Linked DNA regions of Homo sapiens: region 2 is linked to region 1. Evidence: chromatin contacts called from ENCODE Hi-C or POLR2A ChIA-PET data. All regions are on one chromosome and are shown on one strand. Each heading gives the region's core, a stretch centred on a gene start or an enhancer-like site at or near the end of the contact. The rest is flanking DNA. Distances are from core to core; before and after follow the strand shown.

What was found. Hi-C counts contacts between places; a loop is a spot of excess contacts on that map. ChIA-PET counts read pairs that join two places held with the same protein, here RNA polymerase II (POLR2A).
Region 2: a map of posterior vena cava shows a loop between it and region 1 (5-fold over the local background). The contact joins the promoter of PRSS53 here to the enhancer-like site in region 1. A Hi-C loop is called at or near these places in 1 of 168 maps with a recorded cell type or tissue (posterior vena cava). POLR2A ChIA-PET finds 5 or more read pairs at or near these places in 1 of 52 experiments (HEK293).

The regions. Positions count from the first base shown.
Region 1 is chr16:30,713,508-30,716,795 of GRCh38, forward strand. SRCAP (Snf2 related CREBBP activator protein) reads left to right here. Exons shown (of 34, transcript NM_006662.3): 16 at 12-204; 17 at 2,559-2,695; 18 at 2,786-2,972. Among named protein-coding and RNA genes, the nearest start is that of SNORA30, 4.6 kb to the left of the region's middle. Within about 2 kb of position 1,770, at least 12 of the 41 ENCODE cell types and tissues checked have a DNase peak (open chromatin) inside an H3K27ac peak, as active enhancers do.
Region 2 is chr16:31,087,351-31,090,638 of GRCh38, forward strand. PRSS53 (serine protease 53) reads right to left here and starts at 1,593. Exons shown (of 11, transcript NM_001039503.3): 1 at 1,402-1,593; 2 at 456-476; 3 at 187-349. The coding sequence starts at 1,459. RefSeq lists an enhancer at 1,270-1,770.

The sequences.
Region 1 (3,288 bases), core at 520-3,019:
TCTCTTTGCAGCCAGAGACGCCTGCTCCTGACAGGAACTCCCTTGCAGAACAGCCTCATGGAGCTGTGGTCCTTGATGCACTTTTTGATGCCCCATGTCTTCCAGTCTCATCGCGAGTTCAAGGAGTGGTTCTCTAATCCCCTAACTGGCATGATTGAGGGCAGCCAAGAGTATAATGAAGGTCTAGTCAAACGCCTCCACAAGGTAGGGCCTGCAACAGTTTGTCAGGGTATTGGGAATGGTAAGGAACCATTCCTGAGCACCTGGGCAGTGCCCAGGAAACCCTTGGGGAGAGGGAAGTCAGTGCCAGGCTAAACTCCTTTGTCAAGCTGCAGTGTTCTAGTGACTAACCCATTGCCAGATTGAGTGACCTCATCTTAGTCATCAATTCTGTTTTTTTTTTTTTTTGAGACTGAGTCTTGCTTTGTCGCCCAGGCTGGAGTGCAGTGTTGCAATATCCATTCACTGCAAACTCCGCCTTCTGGGTTCACACCATTCTCCTGCCTCAGCCTCCCGAGTAGCCAGGACTACAGGCACCCGCCACAAAGCCTGGCTAATTTTTTTTTTTTTTTTTTTGAGACAGAGTTCACTCTGTCGCCCAGGCTGGAGTGCAGTGGCGCGGTCTTGGCTCACTGCAAGCTTTGCCTCCCAGGTTCATGCCATTCTCCTGCTTCAGCCTCCCGAGTAGCTGGGACTAAAGGCGCCCACCACCACGCCGGGCTAATTTTTTGTATTTTTAGTAGAGACGGGGTTTCACCGTATTAGCCAGGATGGTCTCCATCTCCTGACCTCATGATCCGCCTGCCTCGGCCTCCCAAAGTGCTGGGATTATAGGCATGAGCCACCGCGCCCGGCCTACGCCCGGCTAATTTTTTGTATTTTTAGTAGAGTCGGAGTTTCACCGTGTTAGCCAGGATGGTCTCGATCTCCTGACCTCGTGATCTGCCTGCCTCGGCCTCCGAAAATCCTGGAATTAAAGGTGTGAGCCACCGTGCCGGGCTTTTTTTTTTTTGAGACAGAGTCTCTCTCTGTCACCCAGGCTGGAGTGCAGTGGCGTGATCTGGCTCATTGCAACCTCCACCTCCCAGGTTCAAGCGATTCTCCTGCCTCAGCCTCCTGAGTAGCTGGGGTTACAGGTCTGCACTACGATGCCTAGCTAATGTTTGTTATTTTTAGTAGAGGCGGATTTCGCCATGTTGGCCAGGCTGGTCTCGAACTCCTGACCTTAAGTGATCCGCCCTGCCCCCGCTTGGCCTCCCAAAGTGTTGGGATTACAGGTGTGAGCCACCGTTCCCAGCCTGTTTGTTTTTTGTTTTTTTTTAAATGGTGATGTTTTTGTCCTTACTGTCTTTGAGTAGAATGGTACTGCTGATTGATCCCTGCTTGGATTTCTTCAACTTCATATTGTTGGTGTTTTCTCTCTCTGGTCTTCTTTGGCTCTTCCTTTTTCGCCCAACTTTTAAATCACAACATCTTTCAGCATTCTGATCTTTACTTTTTTTGTCTTCTCAGTCTGCATATCTCACAGGCCTACTCATTCCTAAGGCTTTGACTATTTCTTATGTGATAAAGACTCTCCAGTCTGTACTAAAATTCCTTGACTTTCTAGATCACTTGACCTGTATTTAAATTTCTGATTTGCTATCATTAATTGAGAGTTCCTCTTGAACTCAACACTGTTCTAAGCTAGACATCTCTGGCCTTATAGCCTGTTATTTCTACTTCATCTTGGTCAATCACTATCATTCGGTAAACTAAGCTAGAAAACAGGAAGTCGGCCGGGCGCGGTGGCTCACGCCTGTAATCCCAGCACTTTGGGAGGCTGAGGCAGGCGGATCACGAGGTCAGGACATCAACACCATCCTGGCTAAAATGGTGAAACCCCGTCTCTACTAAAAATACAAAAAATTAGCCGGGCGCGGTGGCGGGTGCCTGTAGTCCCAGCTACTCAGGAGGCTGAGGCAGGAGAATGGCATGAACCCGGGAGGCAGAGCTTGCAGTGAGCCAGGATTGCGCCACTGCACTCCAGCCTGGGTGACAGAGCGCAACTTTGTATCAAAAAAAAAAAAAAAAGAAAACAGGAAGTCTTCCTTAACTATTACTTTTCCTTCATTTATCTCTGTTCCTTTACTTCTTCCGTGTCACTGTAGACATTGATGACTGTGTCCTATTAGATTTTATCTTCTGAGATTACAGATTTGCCTTTTGTTTTATCTCCTGTCAAGGCCACAGTTTTTATTCTCCTCATCTTCTAGATTTATTTGCATCATCTTGTAAACTTAACAATTACTCCTCAAAATCTAGTTTGAGTTTTCTATTCTGCGTAGTTGGTCTGCCCACAGTGCTTCCTTATATCACTTCCTGTGTCATGGTATCATTTTGTGTCTGTCTCCTTCAGCAGACAGCAGATCCCTTGAGGGCTTGCAGTTGACTCATCTTTGTGTGGTTGGTGTCTGATATGGTGTGCCGTATGACTCCATTAGTGTTTGCTGAGGGGCTTAGGCTGGGGCTCGGTGCCTGAGTTCTCCTGTTTAGCCTCCAGCTTAATTTGCTTTTAGGTTTTGAGGCCTTTTTTACTGCGCCGAGTTAAGGTGGATGTTGAGAAGCAGATGCCCAAAAAGTACGAGCATGTTATCCGCTGCAGGCTCTCCAAGCGTCAACGCTGTCTCTATGATGACTTCATGGCACAGACCACGTAAGGGAGGAAGGAGGGTGGGCCCTGGGACTCGAGATTGGAGTGTAGGTGGCTGTTAGGACGTCTCATTTATTTTTCCTCTTTCCCCAGAACTAAGGAGACACTAGCCACAGGCCATTTCATGAGCGTCATCAACATTTTGATGCAGCTGAGAAAAGTTTGCAATCATCCAAATCTGTTCGACCCTCGACCGGTTACCTCCCCTTTCATCACCCCAGGCATCTGCTTCAGCACCGCCTCTCTGGTGCTAAGGGCCACGGATGTCCATCCCCTCCAGGTAAGTATGATTCCATTAATATGAAATGTAAAGGTTATCGGCATTACTCCAACCATGTACCTCTTTTCGTTAGACTGGGGTCTGACTTTTGCATCCTCATGACTCCCCTATCATTCCCTTAGTTTTATTGTACTCTAGCCATGTGACTTAACGATGGTTCAACTTAATATTTTTTTGACTTCACTGTGAATTTATCAGGATGTAACCCCATCGTAAATTGAGGAGCATCTGGACTTAGAATGATTCAGCTTACAATTTTTTACTTTTTGATGGGCTTATCAAGGGTATTAAAGGGTATTAAATTCTTTACTTGCTG
Region 2 (3,288 bases), core at 343-2,842, 370 kb after region 1:
GTAAATCTTCTACCATGAAAGGTGGTTGTTACAATTAACTTGACAATATGTACCCAGTACATGGCAGATTCTCAGTAAATGGTTCTTTATTATTACTCTAGAGGCAGGGACTAGCCTTGTGGGGCTTGAGACAAATTGTCCACTCCCCAGAGCCGGAGACCCTGCCTGACCCCAGCCATGACTTACTTTTCAAAGCAGTGGGCAGCAGTGAGGACCCAGGTGTCTGCCACCAGGGAGCCGCTGCAGATGTGGGCTCCTTGCCTCCTCACACTGGCCTGCCAGGGCCACTCGCCAGGGACTGTGTTGCCCTCCTGAGGCTTGGGGGGGCCGGGGCCACGCTGTCCACAGGCTGTGGAAAGGAGTTAGTCACACTGACAGCAGATACCTGTCCTGACCTCACCCCAGTCCCAACCCAGACCCAAGTAAGACCTAGGCCCCGTGTCCCCAGACCTTACCACGCTGAGCGGCTTGAAGACCTGGGAAGAGAGAGACACAGGTAAGATGCAGGGACTCCAGGCCTGCCTAGCTTTGGGGAGGAGAGGGGATGGGCTGGGGGGCGGGCCCAGGGTCCTTGCCTGTGACTCTGATTACCTTACCAGCCCCTCCCAGAATGAAAATATTTATATGAGGCCGAGACAGCTTTTATTGGAACCTATTCAGTGTGCACACTCAGTAATTAATTCTCCTTCAGCTGTGCTCAGCACTCTGGGGCTTGGGGTTCAGCTTGGGAGTAGGCCAGCCCTCCTCCAGGCTTCAGAACCCCCAACTCCTGCCCCCGCCACTGAGTCAGCCAGGCGGCCTGTGTGTGTAGAGAGCATTAGCTTAATTGTCCTCTTAGCAGCAGAGGCCTAAGAGGAAGGATTAGAGGCCTGCATCATTTCCAAGTGGGGAGGGCCCCAAGAAATGGAGACTTACCTCACCCTGGTCTAGAGACTCAGTCTTCCCCACCTTCCCAGAAACTGTCTGAGAGCCCGCCAGAGAGAGGGCCCCTGCCCACCGCCCCTCACAGGCACACAGGCACCCCATGAGACAGCTGAGCCAGGCTGCCCAGAGGATGGATGAAAAGAAAGGGAAACTGAGGCCAGAGGAGCCCAGAGTTTGCCTGACGTCATTGTGGAAGTCGAGGGGGAGGCAGGCACAGGACACACGCAGGCAGCACCTCACACACACACAAGACCACAGGCCCCGCCAACGCAAACTGCAGCTGGCCCGAGAAAATCTCATCCATGTTGACACAGGTGGCCACATATACCACCCCACAGAGTCCTACGGAGTTACATCCCCACTGGTGGACTGTCGCCCACAGGCGGTCCCCCCACCAAGAAGCAGGGACTGCTGGGGCAGAGATGGCCCCTGAGCCCCCACCAGGCCACACCCATACCCCAGCACATGGCGGCTTACCCTCCATGAGGACTGTGGCACCCGCGATGAGCAGCACTGGGCCCCAGCACCACTTCATGCTGCCCCGGGCCACTCTGCCACCTGTGCTCCACTCTGAGAGAGGCCACCTGGGTCTCCCTGGCTCCACCTCTGCTCCACCTCCAGTTGGCTAGGATTCAGCTGTCTGCTTGCCCTAGCCAGCAGTTCCTAGCTCTGGGGCTGTGGCTGTGTGACCCTAGGCTTGTCACCACCCCTCTCTGGGCCTTAGCCGTGGAGCCAAATTGTCTGGGTTTAAATCTGTTTCCTTACTACTTGAGTGGCCTGGGAGAGCTAACCTGCCTGTGCCTTGTCTGAGAAACAGTTGTTGAATGGAAAACGTCTCAATGACAGCCTGGCACAGGGCAAGCTCACTCCCAGCATGAAAGTGCCATCCTGGAACCATGGAGGGCACGTGGGCAGCTCCTCCCAGTCCCCACTTTTCATTTCCACTCCCCCACTTCTCTTCCAGCCAGGGCTAGGTGGGTTTCACATGCCTTCTCCCAGGTCTGCTCAGAGACAGTGTGTGCCAGGCTGAGTGGTGAGGAGCCAGCACCCACTGCTGCTTGCTCGCTGTGAGCCTTTGGCAAATCCCAGTATCTCCCTGGGCCTGCTGGCTTCCTGGGAAACAGGGTGACAGCGGTGCCCACCTTCCTCATAGGCGCAGAGGACTCGGTCAGGCGGGAAGAACACTTTGGCGCGTGCCTCCTCTTCCTCTTCCCACTCCTAACTCAGGCTGGCCCAGACCATTCAAGAACCCTGACCCCAAGACAGAGGCAGCTGTGGGTAAGGTTTAGCATATATTATAGATGCTGGCCGGGCATGGTGGCTCACGCCTGTAATCCCAGCACTTTGGGAGGCCAAAGCAGGCAGATCACCTGAGGTCGGGAGTGCGAGACCAGCCTGACCAACATAGAGAAACACTGTCTCTACTAAAAATACAAAATTAGCCAGGCCTGGTGGCGCATGCCTGTAATCCCAGCTACTCGGGAGGCTGAGGCAGGAGAATCACTTGAACCTGGGAGGTGGAGGTTGTGGTGAGCCGAAATTGTGCCATTGCACTCCAGCCTGGACAACAAGAGCGAAAGTCCGTCTCAAAAACAAACCAACAAAAAAAAAAGCATATAGATGCTGGAGCCAGATGGACCAGGTGGATTCAAATCCTGAGAGCCTCCTGCAGTAGCTGTGTGATCTCAGGCATACTAATTAGCCACTCTGTCCCTATCATCAAGATAGGGATAATAATAGTACCCACCTCATAAATCACTGTAAAGATTAAACGAGTTTAACACGTTAACACAAGTTTTTTTTTGTTTTTTGTTTTTTTTTGGAGACGGTCTTGCTCTGTTGCTCAGGCTGGAGTGCAGTGATCATGGCTCACTGCAGCCTCAACCTTCTGGGCTCAAGCAGTCTTCCCGCCAGCTTCCCGATTAGTTGGGACTATAGGTACATACACCACCATGCCTGGCTAATTTTTTTTTTTTTTTTTTTTTGTAGAGACAGGGGTCTCACTATTTTGCCCAGGCTGGTCTGGAACTCCTGGCCTCAAGTGATCCTCCTGCCTTGGCCTCCCAAAGTACAGGGATTACAGGTGTGAGCCACTGCACCCTGCCAACACAAGTTCTTAAACAGTGCTTGGCATGTAGGTAAGTGGTCAGGGCATAATAGGCAAAACAAAAACCTTCACAACCTGGCCCTGACCCTCCAAGGCTACCAATACTGGCTTGGAATGGTCGATAAGGCAACTGGAGGGGTTAAAGTTAAACTCAAGGAAGAACTTCCCAGCAAGCATTTACAGAACCAGAAGGGCAGCCTGCCCTTCCAGGTGTGTGCTCAGCCTTCCCAGGAGAGGAGGCCTGGCTCCTGTGGGCA